Linked DNA regions of Mus musculus: region 2 is linked to region 1. Evidence: chromatin loops called from intact Hi-C (ENCODE). Cell type or tissue: left cerebral cortex. All regions are shown on one strand. Each heading gives the region's core, and the rest is flanking DNA. Links, peaks and the distances in the headings are about the cores only. Region 1 has its middle 49 kb from the start of Gm26071. Region 2 has its middle 110 kb from the start of Gm26071.

Evidence for each region. Peaks named below come from ENCODE experiments on the same cell type or tissue, not always from the same donor. Only the 100,000 strongest peaks of a DNase experiment are listed, where the experiment ranks them.
Region 2: it touches region 1 in a loop (2.0-fold over the local background); 2 of 42 quality-filtered maps call a loop at or near these places.

The regions. Positions count from the first base shown.
Region 1 is chr12:35,387,717-35,395,858 of GRCm38, forward strand. No RefSeq gene overlaps it. Among named protein-coding and RNA genes, the nearest start is that of Gm26071, 49 kb to the right of the region's middle. In left cerebral cortex, for the core only: no CTCF peak of the experiment used is centred there; a DNase peak (open chromatin) is centred at 4,556.
Region 2 is chr12:35,324,418-35,332,559 of GRCm38, forward strand. No RefSeq gene overlaps it. Among named protein-coding and RNA genes, the nearest start is that of Gm26071, 110 kb to the right of the region's middle. In left cerebral cortex, for the core only: no CTCF peak of the experiment used is centred there; no DNase peak of the experiment used is centred there.

The DNA.
Region 1 (8,142 bases), core at 3,283-5,782:
TGTTTAAAAACTCTTCCCTGTGCCACTAGGTTCAGAAATATTTCTTACTTTCTCTTTTTTTGGATTCAGTATGTCAGATCTTATATGGAAGTTCTTGATCCAGTTAGAGATAAACTTTGTACAGGTTATGACATAGGGATTAAACTTCAATTTTCTACATATAGCTGTGCAGTTTGAACAGTTACGGGAGATTCTGTCTCTTCTCCAAAATTTATTGTTGGCTTCCATCAAAAATCAAATGACTTATGGGAGTGTTGGCTTATGTGTTGGTCAGTATTTCTATTCCACTAATCGATGAGTCTGTTTTAGGCCATCATGCTGCTTTTATTACTATGACTGTGTATTCATCTGAGGTGATGAGACTGCCAGCATTTTTTTCAAGACAATTTTGTGCTCCTAGGTCTATATAAAATTTAACATTGTTTCCATTTCTGTAAATAGTTGTATTATAATTTTTATGGTTATAGTAGTGAATATGTAATTTGCTTTTGGTATGATGGCCTTTTTATTATATGAATTTTGGCAGTCCTTCAGAATGAGAGGTCTTCCAATCTTTTGGTATTTCATTTGATTTCTTTTTTCAGTACCTTAAAGTTTGCATTGCATAAGTCATTTATATCCTTAGCTAGATTTATCACATATTTTTTAGACTGTTGCGAATGGTACTATTCCACTGATATATTACTCGGTGTGTTCATCATTTGTGTATAGGAAGGTAACTTATTCTTATGTGTGAATTTTGTTTCCTACTCCATTGTTAACTATGTCCAAGGACACCTCAAAAAGAATATTCATCAGGGTCAAATTGGCTTCATCCAATAATATATGAAGGGATGGCTTAATATACATACATCAGTAAATCTAATCTACCACATAAATGGATTCATTGACAGAAACCAAATGATCACCTCCTTAGATGCAGGAAAAGCTGTTCACAAAATCTAACAAATCTCACCACAGAATTGCTAGAGGATGTAGAGATATAGTCAACACACTTCAACATAGTAAAGTCAAAATACAGAAAGCCTTCAGTCAAGGAGAAAAAAAGCTAAAACCAAGGACATGACAAAGCTGTCCACTCTCTCACCTCCTGTTTAATATACTTGAAGTTCTGGATGGAGCAACTAGACAAGCAATGGACACAAAGGAGATACAAATAAGAAAGGAAGAAGTCAAAGAATTCTTTACAGATGATATATCTATACACAGAAGACCCTAAAACCTCTCCCAGAAAGCTCCAAAAGCTGATAAACACATTTGTATTTCTTCATTTGACAACTGTTTAGTTCAGTGACCAATCTTTGTCATTTGTTTTTAATGTTTTTTTTAATTTTTAGTTATTTATACATGCTGTATACAAATCCTCTGCCAAATATGTGGCTTATAAGACCGTTTACTGCACTCTTTAGACTTCCTCTTCACTCAAATGATGGTGTTCTTTGCTGTACAAAAGCTCTTTGTTGTTGTTTTATGACACTCTGCTTGTTAGTTGTTGGTATAAATGCCTGAGATCCTGGGACCCTGTTCAAAATGTCTTTTCTGTGCCTGTGAGTTAAAGCACATTCCTGCTTTCTTATCTATTAGATTCAGGCTATCAGACTTTATGTTGAGGTCTTTGATCCACTTGGATACACACACACACACACACACACACACACACACACACACATGTATATATTTTTAATTTAGGGATTGTATTGCTGTGATTTACAAAAAGCACACTAAGTATAGTGGTGGTAGAGAATAGTACTTGATCTTATCTGCCTTAAAAGTCCTGTTTTATTTCCTAGAACTCTATAATTATATCCACTTCACTGTACTTTGATTTTTTAAATGCTATTATTAGCGGTCACAAACTAAAGATCAAACAACATAGTTTTATGTCCCCTGGATACACTGTAACTGAGATTAGGCCAAATTAAGTGAGCGAAAGGCAGATAGATTCATAGAGGGGTACATCTAATTAAAACCAACAAAATGTGTGAGCCAGAGAAATGGAGTTCAATAGAGTGTCCTGAGGTAAAATATCTTTAAGTCTATATGAAAATATGTGTACTCACTCTTTATGCATTTTATGCCCAGTGACTCTATGCCCCAGTGCCCACTCCAGCATCCCATTACAGGGAGTGAGACTGCCATTATGGTACTCCATGAAGCCTAAGTAGATCACCAAATTAAAAAATTGACACAGGTGGCTTTGGGAACTGGCTACAGGCTGCAGCACCTTGTATGAGGCAGTTAATGTTCATAGGCTCCATTTCCTCTTTATCAGAATTGGTCTGGATAGACTGTACTATGAATCATATCAGGGGAACCATATAGTTCTTTCTTTCCTAGTAAGACAAACACCATTAGTAAAACCTAGTGCTTCTCTGGGTTTCACACTATGTAAGTTTACATAGTATCTAAGCAAGTTAAATGACATATCAACCTATCTGAAGATTCAAATTGTCTGTGGTATACTGTGAGAGTGTAAAAACCATATGCTTTCATTTCTGTAGGTCATTTGAGTTAAACCTATGTTTCTAGATAGAAAATTTGTTTTAAAATAGTACCTTTAAAAATGTTTGTTTTCTGTGCCAGTAATTATATAATACTTGCTGTTTTTCTTTTCAATCAATTGTATAAGTTGTATTTTGTCCTATGTATTCTTTACATAGTATGTAACCCAGAGAAACACTAGGTTTTACTAATGGTGTTTGTCTTACTAGGAATGAAAGGACTATATTATCCCCCTGATATGATTCATAGTACAGTCTATTCAGACCAATTCTGATAAAGAGGAAATGGAGCCTATGAACGTTAACTGCCTCATACAAGGTGCTGCAGCCTGTATCCAGTTCCCAAAGCCACCTGTGTCAATTTTTTTATTTGGCTCTTGTCAAGTGTTTTTTTCTTCTTTAGCCTGTTAATATGGTTGATTGTAAGTGGTAAGTGGGTTTTGATTGTTGAATTAGCCCCTGCATCCCTGAAAAAAAGCCTGAACTAGCGGAGGAAATTGTAGAAAACTAGCTCAACTGATAACCTTAAAAGTAAAAGGGAAAATAAGTATTTTATAGAAATAATAGAAAAATCATTTTGAGATTTTACATAGAATGAAATAGAATGTTAATTAAAAGAATATAGTAAGTATCGAAAGGAAGAAAACCTTCATGATCAAGGACTCCATGGTATGGGGCAGAGCACAAAAAAGTGACCATTAGATTTGACAATATGGAAACTATAGTGATGTTGTCCAAAGGTACTTCAGCAGAGTAGTAGCAAGCAACATCCCAACAGAATTGGTTGATAAAATAGAACCCATGGCACTCTTTGATGGACATGATTAAGTGTCTTACAAATACTCCACCAAAACAGGACCAACTCCTGATTTAGAATCACAAATACTCCAGAAGCAATCTGTTTTAAAGCAACTTGGATTTAAAGTTGGAAAGAACATTGGAGATAATCTAGCCCAAGTCTTTCATTTTATAGATGGATAGAACAAATTCTGGAAATGTTAGCTAGCTGCAAAACCATATGCCTCATTTAACTCCATATTCTACACTGTTACTAATAACAATCAACATTTACTGAGTGTTTAAATAGGTACTAGTTCTGACTCTACTAAGGGCTTCACATCACTAGCTCAGTTCTTCTGATGAGTTTACAAAGAAAGCTACATTGAAATCACCATCAAGGTATAAAAAGTTCAATATTTCATTCTGCATTTATTCTATATGTTGTGGTCCTTAACTCTAAGCCTTACTATTTTTTCAGATAGTATCTGTATGATATTGCATGGTGTAGTGGCACACATATTTCATCACAGAACTGGGGAGTCAGAGGTAGGTGGATCTCTGTGAGTTTCAGAATAGCCAGGACTGCCTAGCAAGAACCTACGTTTAGATCCTACCATATATTGAATCCCCTTGAACATCAGTATTTTGATCCATCATTCTTAGTAGAGAACCTATGCTCATAGTGCTGTCTAAATAACCTTGCCTTTGTGCATATGATGAAGTAATTATTATACTGGCATCAAACCATTATTCCTTGAAGCAGGTTTTATATGAAATCAGTTTGTTATGGACTGATCATGATAAGAAACCCATTTGTAAAACAACACTCATGTTTATTCTTGCCTATCTCATCTTAACCACTAACTTCACATGACTTATCAGACTGCCTCTTTCCATCCTGCACAGAATTATTACTAGTTATAATTAAACTAGTAGAGTGCTTTTCAGAGAACTGCACAGAATCTGCCATTGAACTAAAAGCCATAGTCGATATGCATCTTGGGAGTAAAAAGTGAGGTTTCCCTTTTTACTTCTTAGATAAAATGAAATTGCAAGCAACAACATTCTCCTGTTCCTAGGGTTTTAAAGACCAAATTCTTCACGATTCAGCTAGATTTTCATTGAAATTCATCACAGTCCCTCTGCAGCTGTGGCCTCAAAAATACCATTTCTGCATTTATTTTAGCCTTGTGGAATAACTGCAGAGAAACCACAGAGTCAATGAGACTCAAAATGCCTCAAATCCTTCCTGCTCTGGAGTTTTCCATCTTCACATCAAAGCATTTCATGCCCGTCAGCAACTTTTTAATGCGTTTGCTCCTTGTGTGCACAGCTTCCATTTAAAGAGTCTCCTTGGCTGGTTGCTCTGATGAAGTTGTCTGCTTGCCAGGAAAGCAATGCAGAAGTTACAGAAGAGGCACCAGGTCCCCTTTTTAGAAGACATGAGTTTCAGATGAGAGCTAACTTCACTTTTTGAGAGACTACTGCTCTTTGTACCAGGGACAAAGTTTACAACCTGTGGAAATACAAATGAGTATAAAAGACTTAAATGAGGATATTATTTACAAGGAGCCAAAGACAATAGGAGTAATGAGGGGATTCTATAAGAGATAATGTCATGTCCTTAATTCAGGAGGTAAATAGGGTTGTGTTTGCTAGTATTGTACTTGTACAGCAGGCTGAAAAGCATGCAATTGTTATTTTTAGAACATTAAAAAGAACTACCTGATTTGAATAGTCCTTTCATTAAAAGAAAATAAGAAATAACAACACATTTAACAGTAGATTTGCAAAAGAATTCACATTTCCAAGGACAATGTATTTTTAGAAAATGTTAATATTCATTAGTTATGGGAAAGTAGGGAGAGCCAACACATCATTGTCTTTGATCTAAGAATTCAACTTGTGTAGAGCCAAGCTTCACAATAAACCATTATTACTTTTAAAAGTGGGTGGCATTCATCAAATATTTAGAACTGTTATGATTATAAAACAGTGTATCTTGGATCTATATTTTTATTGATATATTTTGTTGGGGTTTGGTGGGCCCCAAAGGGTATATACTTGGTTGTGAAGGCTAGTGTTCCTTTCATGTCTAATCAAGCCACAGTGCCACTAGTTCTTAACTTAAAATTGCTTGACTTGAAAAAGTAATAAACATTCATTAAAAACTACAGAGTAGTAAAGCCTCTTCCACCCCCTAGAATAGAAATACACCGTAAGGAGCTCTACCCTGATGCTGGATAAGAGCACCAAGCTGCAGTATTCCACCAGTGTCAGGTTCATGTATTAAACAACCCACACTTGATCATCAGTAGTTTAATTTGTCAATGCATTTCCACTTTTGGCATATGTGTCATAACCCTATGCAAACCTAGAACTATCGTTTTATACTGAAGAATGGGACTAAATGAAATTTGGCTTGCATATCATTTTTCACCAGTTCTAAAGCACTTTCCCATAGTTCAGATCCACAGCTCCAAGCCTATCAATAAAAACTGGAAAATAAATGCTTAATTGCAGCAGAAAGCGAGGAAGATAAGATGTGCAGAATGGCAGGTTACAGTGACCTCAAGGAAGCTGCTGATTAACAAATGACAGGTGTATATTATTTCACCAATAGTGCTAAACTCAATGAAAGCCAACTTGCTTTAGTCTTTAGGTGTTTCTTTTATGTATACAAGTTCACTGTAGCTGACTTCAGACACACTAGAAGAGGGCATCAGATTCCATTACAGATGGTTGTGAACCACCATGTAGTTGATGGGAATTGAATTCAGGACCTCTGGGAGATCATTCAGTTCTCTTAACCGCTGAGCCATCTCTCCAACCCTAACCCTGAGGTTTATTTTGCTATTATTGGAGCTGCATGTCTATTCTGCTCCCATTTCAGGAGTCCGTATGCATCACTCCTCATGCTGCTTTAGTGTTTACAGAAGTGAGCTGGGATAAAACCCGACATGAACTTTATTAAATCCATGTCAGTTCAGCAATAAGAAATATTAATGAACAATGCCACAGTAATTCAAGTATTGATTTTAAAATTTATTTTTTCAGTTGTACAAATTATTGTTTATATTTAAATTTTTTTGATGATTCTTTTTAAAATTTTTTATGTACAATGGTGTTTGCTTGCATGTATGTCATGCAGTGCTGTCGAATGCCCAGGGACTGGAGTTGCACACAGTTTTGAGCTGTCATGTTGGTGCTGGGAATCGAACTTGGGCCTTCTGGGAGAGCAGCCAGTGCTCTTAACCTCTGTGCCATTTCCCCAGCCCCTAACATGTTTTCTTATATCATTCTTACATAATTAGTTTTATTTTAATTTTCCCAACCTATTCACTGTCCCTTGTCTGTTCTTTAGAGAGGAGGGAGAATGGAAATTTTCATTGTGAATGAAATGCATTGTTTAATTTTACTTCTTTTTGTTAGAAGCTCATGTCAAGAAAATGCAATCTTCCCAGAATAGCACTTGATCAAAAGTTTTCACTGAAAGCCACTATCCATTTATTTTTAATGAGAAATTGTATGTTGACAAATCTAGTATAGCATGGTTTTAGCAAGGTTAGAATGCAGTCTTAGTTAGCAGACCAGTTGGATAATGTTGGCTCAGTCAGGACACACTAGGTGATAACATCCATAGGCCTGACACATATTCCTTAAAATCTACATTGGAAAACCATAAGCTATTTTTCAAAGAACTAGTCTGCAAAATATGGATACAGATAGTCTTTATGTGAAAAGTAGCATCCAAATGAATTAAAAAATGTGGATTCAAAGATAGAAGGAAAATCAAGACTAGTGATCATGTTCTAGAGAGTTAGCTTTCAGGTCAGCAACAGGTCTAAGAAGTCTAATTTTATGTGTACCCTTTGTCTCATGTGGGAACCCATGAACACAGCAGGCTACTGGGCTCAGGTACTTCATGAAGCCTTATCATGATGTATACCTACATTCATGAAGTATTCTTCTTGTCTGCAGAATGAGTAGCAGATCTTTCTGAAGTGATTTAGAAAGATACCCTTCCCTTTGCCAGGCATCCAGATAGGGCCCTGGCTGCTGATTGGTGGTAGTCATGGAGATTGCTACTGGATCATCAGATAGGTCCTTCATAGCAATGTTGCTTTATTCATATTTCTGATATTTTATCCCTTCTTACTTTATGAAAAATACTAATTATAGTTTCTAGCTTTCCTTAGTAGGTTACTATAAACTTAACTCTTGGGGATTGGTGGGAATCAAAGCATAACAACACTTAGACTTTATGAGTCATTTTTATACAACAAAAAGAATTATGCTCTATCTATTCATAGCCAGTCTGGCATTCTTCAGGGAGAATGTTATCTCTCATAGTCCTTTTTGTTATTTTGAGTTATGAGAACTTGACCAATACTCGCCATTGACTTTGGGTGACTCATTCAAATCACTGTCTTTGATTAGTTGAGAGCTCATGATGTATTTTGTTCTGCAACTTCTTCAACAAGTGTAATTAATCAGAATTTTGGCAGTAGGTTTCCCACCAAAGCCATGAATATTCTTTTAATGAATGGCATTTCTTTGTGTTAAGTCTCTGAGCCCCAAGGCTATTAAGATTTCAGCATTGAATTTCTCCTTCTTCAAAGCTTTCTCTTTTGGTTAAAAGCAAAGTGACAGACTAGCATCTATTATGTGGAACTATGGGATAATTTGCATCTGGACAGTGACTGGTGGCACTGACACCCTTGGGTCTGGTATATGGCTTTTGGAAAAAGTTATTTGAAAGTTGTACCTAAATGAAGAGTAGAAAGACCTGTGTGTGTATAATTGAGCTATCTAGACTCGCATCATTTTCAACTCTCGTACCATAACTAAAGTGACAAGG
Region 2 (8,142 bases), core at 1,912-4,411, 65 kb before region 1:
AGGAGCTGATGCAGAGGCCATGGAGGAGTGCTCTTTATTGGCTTGCTTCCCCTGGTTTGCTTATCCTGCTTTCTTATAAAACCCAGCATCACCTTCCCAGGAGTGGCCACTGTGGGCTGGGCCCTCCCCCATTGATCACGAACTGAGAAATTGCCTTACAGTTCGATCTCATAGGGACCTTTCCTCAATGGAGGCTTTTTCCTCTGATGATTCCAGCTTATGTCAGGTTGACATGCAAAACCAGCCAGTACAGGCATCTAACAAATGTTTAAGCAAATACCACACATGTATCACAGTATTCCCCTTCATTAATATTCTTGATGTAAGAGCCTTAGAAATTAGGAAACAATTTTCCCAGGAAAAGGGTAGCCTGCCAGAACATCTTGACCCAACTTGAATGGGAAACTCCTTAGCAGTAACTAATGGTAATGAATAATTGTGCTCAGCTGCCCAACCAGCAGTGTGGCAAAATGCCTGACATCTGCATCTCCACTGCTCAACATCACTGTCACCAGGCACAAAAATTAGGAATCAATGAGCTGGAAAAACCCAGTCTTAGTACACATTTCCTTCTTACTAACTTATTCTTTTCTTTCTTGAGACAGGGTTTCGCCTTGTAGCCCTGGCTGTTTAGGAATTCACTCTGTCGACCAGATCAGCACAGATCATGGACATCAGTATGACTTCTGGTGGAGCACAGATCATGGAAGTCTCTTGAGGAGACTTAATCCAGAAAATGAACCATTCTTCATCTTGGGTATTTTGTTGTTGTTCTGTGGCACAGTGTCTAGGATCAGAACCTGGATGAGCTCCTGGCTGCTGTTCACCACCCTGCCCTTGGTGTCAGCCACCCTGCTGGCACCCCAGGAGGGACCATCATGCTTGCTGTCTTCAGGCAAAAACCAAGATGGTTGGTTTTTAATGTGATTTATGTTTAAGAGCTGAAAGGAAATTCTCCTGATTAAGACTGTCCTTCTGTCTTCCTGTCTTCTTTTGTTTGGGGGGAAGGGGAGGGACAGACACAGCAGTTTCACTTTCTTAACCTTGAAAGTGTTAGTCACCCTGTACAAGTCTGAAGAAATAGATTTATGGTGGTGATAATTGGTCTTCATGGGTGCGGAGGAATATGCTTATGGAATGTTAACAAACTGAATGTTTATATAAAGAAAACTCAACCTATAAAATCAGAGTGATAACATTTGTTCTATGTTGCAGACGATAAGGTATAACACAAAAGAGAAATAGGACAGCAAGTTACCTAGAGAGTGGGGTAGGATTATACTTAAGCTCTTAATTTGTTTCTCGGAAATCAAATCTGAAAGCAAGGACATTATAATATCAAGTAAGAAACCACTGAGTAGGTGGGATTCAATTGGTTCATTTATTCCTTGTTGCTCTCCACATTACATCAGAATTAACCATTTTCTTTTGAATGAAAGAGCTAGACTTTAATTGGAAACTTTATGGTTTAATGTGTCCTTCGATAGCTATATATATATATATATATATATATATATATATATATATATATATATATATATATATATATATATATATATAATTCTGATGGCTCTCACCCACTCACCACCTCAGATCTTCTTCACATTTGGCCCCAAATCTTTAAAATAAAAATTTCAGGTAAGTTCTTTATAGGATGGAATGTGAATATGATTAAAATATGTTGCATTAAATACTTAATCTTTCCACAGTTATTAAATAACAAATGAAGTGAAGTGCAGTAAAATGTAGAAAGGGTGATTGGCATTAGACAGCTCTATCACCATGCAATGGAGTATAGCATGTTAAAAGTGCCTTTTTACTAGGAACATTTTAAAAGCACTTTTCGGGTTACAGCCAAATTGAAAGTTCTATGTGACTTACCTGTGGCTTCCTGGATTACCCCTAAGCCCTGGCAACTTGGTCTTTTATCATCTTCATAGTGATGCCTTTTCCTGAATGCAACAAACTGAAATCACAGTGTGTGCCCTTCGTATGATCAGAATGGCTTTGGAGTCATCTAATGGTTTGATAGTTCATTTTTCAATGCCAAATAAATAATAGTCCACTCTGTGTGCCTCAATTCACTTATCCATTCACCTATTGAAAAATATTTTATTTGCTTCCGCATTTGTGCAATGATAAAAAAAGCCTTCTATAACTTAGCACACTTAACTTGTTAATGACTTTGGACAAACACCAATGTCTGTAATTGCTTGATTGTGCAGTAAGACATGTTTAGGTTCCTAAGAAATCACAAATTTCTCTCCCAAAGTGTTTGTATCATTTCCTATTCTGTCTTAGTTTGGGTTTCCATTGCTGTGAAGAGACTCCATGACCAAGACAACTCTTATAAGGACAACATTTAATTGGAGCTGCTTACTGGTTCTGAGGTTCAGTCCATTATCAAGGTGGGAAGCAAAATAGTATCTAAGCAGGCATGGCACTGGAGAAGGAGTTGAGAGTTCTGTGTCCTGATTGGAAGGTAGCCAGGAGAAGACTGTCTCATTGGCAGATAGGAGGAGGGTCTCCACTCTCACCCCCTACAGTGACACACTTCCTCCAACAAGGCAGCAACTACTCCAACAAGGCCACCCCTCCTAATTGTGTTACTGCCTAGGCCAAGCATGCAAACCAGCACACATTCCCATCAGCAATGCATGAATGCCCCTTTCATTCTATGTTCCCACTAGTATCTGTCACCATTCAACTCATCAGAGGGGCATAGAGCTGAATCTCATTGATTTAATTTGCCTCTCCTGCTGTTGCATAGGAGCAAGTTCATATTTATTTGCTTATGGCATACCTTTTCTAATGAGATATTTGTTACAGTGTTTGGCCCATATTTTAATATTTGTTTGTCTTACTAAGTGTTAAGTGTTGCTATAGGTGGGGTCTTGAATTGTTTAGTGCCTACCCTACAGTGCTACTGGGAGCTAGTAGAACCTTTAAGGAAGAAGGACTTAGTAGAAAGAAGTCAGGTATTGGGGGATTCAGTTATTACTGGGACCCTGGCTCCTTATGTTTCTTCTTGCTTCTTGGCTACCATGAGGTGAGAAAGCTTTCTCTTCCACACAGATTTCAGCATGACGCACTGTCTTCTCATAGTAAGTACAATTGAGCCAGTTACACTGCCTTCTCATAGACAAAATACAATAGAGCTGGATACTCTGCCTTTCGATCACCTAAATGGAATGGAGGGTGATACAAGTCTTCCCATAGACTAAATGCAATGGAGCCAGATCCACTGCCTTCCTCTAAACTAAGTATGATGGAGCCAACCTACCAAGTGCTGAAACCTGAACTCTGTGAGCCATAGTAATTGTGCTTCCACATAAGTCAGTTACTTCAGATATTTGTTGCAGCAATAGAAAGTCAATATGAGTTCATTGTATGGTTCAAGATACCAGCCCTGTATCTTGCAAATATTTTCTGCCAGTCTGTGTCTTAATTTTTCATTTTCTTTAAGCGGCCTTTGCAGGACAGAACTCAAGCTTAACCACTTTGCCTTCTCTCCATGGCAACTCTGGTTTTGTATTCAGTCATCTCCAAACCCAAGACTGTTTCCATATTATCTTGTAGTATGTTTTTACTTTTGTTTTACATGTTTGTTTATGTCTACTTTAAGTAATATTCTAAGGGTGTAAAGCCTAAATCTAGAGTCATTACTTACATTGGGTGCTCAGTAACTTAACAGTAACTTTTATTTTAAATATTTTACTAGTAAATACTTTTGTATAATATACTTTGATAATATTTGCTCTGATGTAAGATTTAAAGGGTGTCATCATTGATGCTTTCTGCCAAAGCTTAGGTGACTTTTGTTTATGGGCATGCTACTGTGTTTCACTGACTTATTACAGTAAGCTGTAAAGTCAAGTAGGCTCTGTTCTCCCGCCTTTGGTATCATCTTGAGTCCTTTGCCATTTCACACACAGACTGAAATTAGGTTGTTCTTATCTACAAAATTGGATCTATAGGTCAGCTTGGAAAGAATTGACATCTTGACAACACTGAGTCTTCCTATTATCATCTGATGGTTCCTCTTAATAATTTTTTTATCAGAGTTTGTTTGTTTGCCTCATATAGAGCATGCATATATTTTGTTAGTTGTGTTTGAGAACTTATACTTTTAATGCAAATGTGAATAGTATTGTCATTTTTAATTTTTAATATGCATGGGTACATTATTGGCATGCATGTCTGTGCACCAAGTTCATGCAGTACCTCTAAGGCCTGAAGTGGACATTGAATCCTTAGGACTGGAGTTAGACTGTTGTGAGCCACCATGTGGGTGCTGGGCAGTCATTGCTCTTGGCAGGTGACCTATCTCTTCAGACCTTGTGTGCTTTCAGTTTTAGATTTGCTTTATTTATAATGTTTTACTGAAAAGCAATAAACTTATATGCAATGTCTATATTCTGGAACTTTCTATGACTACTTCTTAGTTCCAGAAGGAATTTTGTCAATCCTTTCTGGTTCTCTGCATAGGAAATCCTGGCACCTAAAATTAAAGACGGTTTTATTTCTTCCTTCTCAATATGTATAAGTTTTTTTTCTCCTTTTATTTCATTAGATAGGACTTAAAAACCATACTGGAATGTATGGTGAGAAAAGACATACTTGCTTAATTGCTGATCTGTTGGAGAAACACCTAGCTCCATAACAGCAAGTATATTACCTGCAAGGTGTATTTGTGTATTATTTTCATCAAAAAGTCACTCTTATAGTGATACCTAGTTTTTCAAAATCACAGTGAGCTATTGGGGCTTTCCAAAGGCTCCCTTCTCAATTTATTGATAAAATATCATTTTAAGAGAACTACTGAAACACTGACAAGATAGACCATATCTTGTGCTATAAAAAATATTCTAATATGTATAAAAGGATAGAAATTATGTAATCATAGCAATTGGAAAAATGACCAAAATATAACTTAAATATCTGCAAATACTTAGGAATTTAATTTAATTTCATTAAGTAATTAAAAGCTCAGTGAAAAATTACTAATAAAGGCAACATTTGATATGAGACAATGCCTAAAACTTCATGTGTCACACTTTATCAGTCAGTGCTGCTAAAGTCCTGATGCTTTTTGCTTTATTTAAAATTTTTAAAAGTTCTTTCTTTTCCTCCCTCCAGTCCCTTCCATGTCCCCTCAAATGTCTTCTTACCACTCCCTCTCAAATGAATGGCATCTTTTTCTTCAATGATTATTTTTGCATACATATATGTGTGTATATATTATATACATAACACATACAAACATAAAAATTTGAAAATATATAAATACAACCTGTTTTGTTTGTTTAACCTTGATTGTATTTATATTATTTCCGGACTGAAAACTTAGTAATGAATAGGCAATTAGGTGGCTAATCCCGGGGCAAAACAGTCTCCTTCTCTCAGAAGCTTTTGGTTCCCTGTAGCTCGTTGTCAATGGGTGGGTCCCTGTGTAGCTCGTTGTCAATGGGTGGGTCCCTGTGAGAGTTCCCCTTTCCATGCTAGCATGTCTTTTGCTTTGGTCATTGTTCAGTCTTATTTCAGCAGCCATATTGCTGAGGCATCATGGGTGACGTTCTGGTCACTTCTAGGACATCGAGTATTGTGGAAGACTTCCTGATCCTCTGGGTCTTATAACCTTTCTAGCCCTCTTCTGAGATATTCCCTGAGCTATAGGTTCAGCAAAGATGTATATTTATCTGTGTTTACTGAGAGCCTCACAATCTGTTACTATCTGTATTTCAAGAAGTCGTGGTTTTCTGTAATAATCTTTATGTGCTGCAAAGAGATGGGTTGAAAGCTAGAATTAACTGTGGGTATAAGGTCAAGTTTACAAAGCAGGTAGGAATTACACTAGTGTATTAAAGTGGTGGCTGTAGGTTCTTCTCTAAGGTCCACGACAGTCTAAATCCTGGGTTGTTAGCTATAATTCTAGTAGCAGGGATGGTTTCTCTCCTGCTGAGCAGGCTTAAAGCCCAATCAGATAGTTGTTGGTTGCAGCCAAGATATGAGTGCTTCTCTGGCATCATTAGGGACATCTTGCCATGCTGGTAATTGTTGTGGTTCATAGGTGTCTCGGCTGGGGCACACTGTTGTTTTCATTCCTCCCATGGCAGGATCAGAGCGCCTTCTAACATTGTCAAGCTACTTTCCAGGGAGGAGGTTTTCAGGTCAGTTGGAGTCTTCAGAGTCCCATGTGCTAAGTATTTTTTATATTGAGCACTAAGAACTTACATTTAACCTCTCAGAGGCAGACAAGGGCAACAGCAATAATCCATATCGTTTTGGGAGTATATTGGACTTTCCTGACCAAAAGCTTGAAAGGAAGTTTCTCAAACCTGTATTAATCTCCCTTCCTGCCCTCAGTTTTAAAGGCAGCTCCCATTTTCTCTATGTTCCCTTTATATCACCTGCATTCTGCTGTTCCTCTCATAAATATAAAACTCTTACCATAATAGATTGAGAGAAACCAACTGCTATGCCCCCAAAATAAATGAAAGTAAGAAAATAAAGAATGCAGTACTTTGAAATGTAAAAAGTCTCTGGGTAAATGGGTGGAGAAAATATGAGAAGAAAAATCTATTAATATCTGAATACAGAAAGAGTGTCTTGATGGTTCTTACAGGGAAGTCAGTGCTACCATACCATTAACCAGAGACTAACAAGGGGAAGGATTGGAGGGTAGTATTCGTTATAAACAGATGCAAGCACTGTTTCCAGGGAACCCTGCAGCATCCTGATAGGATCACACTTCACTGCCAAGATGGATTTATTTCAGAAATGCAAGATGGCCTCATATCTGAAAATCTATAGATAAAATTCACAGAATAAATAATTCAGTAAGCAAAGAGCTTTACTTTATTTCCTTCGATACAGAAAAAGGTTTGATATAACTTAACCCTTGTTTATTTTAAAAACCGAAGCCTCCCAGTAAGCTGGAGACTGAAGGGCTCTTGCCCTATATGATACAGGCATCTGTAGAAAACCTATGTGCAACTTCATTTATAAATTAGAACCCTCAGGTGCTTCCTCCTACAAGAACAGGAACAAGGCCCCAGAGCTCACAGACTACTTCCTGTTATACTGCCACCTACTGGTAGCCTTGTGCACTGCAGAGAGGTGAAATGAATGAGGCACACAAAAAGTATAGATTTTATTTGTATGGCTGACTGCATGGAAAAAAATCTAGTTGTGAGGAGCGGGTGTGGTAGCAGTCCCAAGATGGTGCCCGGGACTGCAGCCAAGTCTTATGACTTGCACCTGACTTCCTCATACACCTGAAAATAAGCGGCGTCCATTGTGAGAACTGCGCAGGTGCACCATGATGCAAGATCGGACCATATGACGAGAGATGATTCTGGCCAATGGACTGCTGTTACATGGACTGGGCTGATGAGGCATAGTTGAGAGGTTATATAAGGGATTGTGATTGGGGGCGGGGAGAGAGAGATTCCTGGAGAGAGATTTTTTTTTTCTGCATGCATGTTAAAAGGTTCCTGAATAAACTGCTTTGAGAAGAACACTGTGTCGTCACTCTGAGACAGAAGCGACATCTAATGACATATGTAAAACTCCTAAGGGAAGTTCTGTTTTTTACCTGGCTTTTCCACAGCAGTGCCAGCCCACAACAGCTGTGCTCTACAGGAAAGGGGACTGAAGTCAGGGCATTTGGCAGCAACTTCTCTCATGCTTCCTTAGCTTTTCCATGACTGTATTGTATTCCATATGCATGCTATAAATGTATGAGTTTTAGTTATACATTTAAAAAAACACATGGTTTTCCTCTTTCTGATTGTTAGCTATGTAGGCCAATTCACTGACAAAATAATTTTAGACTTGTTACTTCATAACAATGTTTTTTGTTTTTTACTTTTTATTTTTATCTTTATTTTATTTTACAACTCACATTCCTTTGTCCTCAGCCTCCCAAATGCTGGAGTTGCAAGGAATCACTATAATTTTTATGGTTTGAGGATAAACACTAGGGAGCAATTGTTCTATTGTAGTTAAAACTTCTTTTCATAAGTGAAACATATTATTTGCCTCATTTTAAAACTGTATACCAAGTACTCCTTGGGTAATATAAGTCAACATATTGAAGCTCATTTTAACTATGAGCATCTGTACTTAGCATTTCAACCA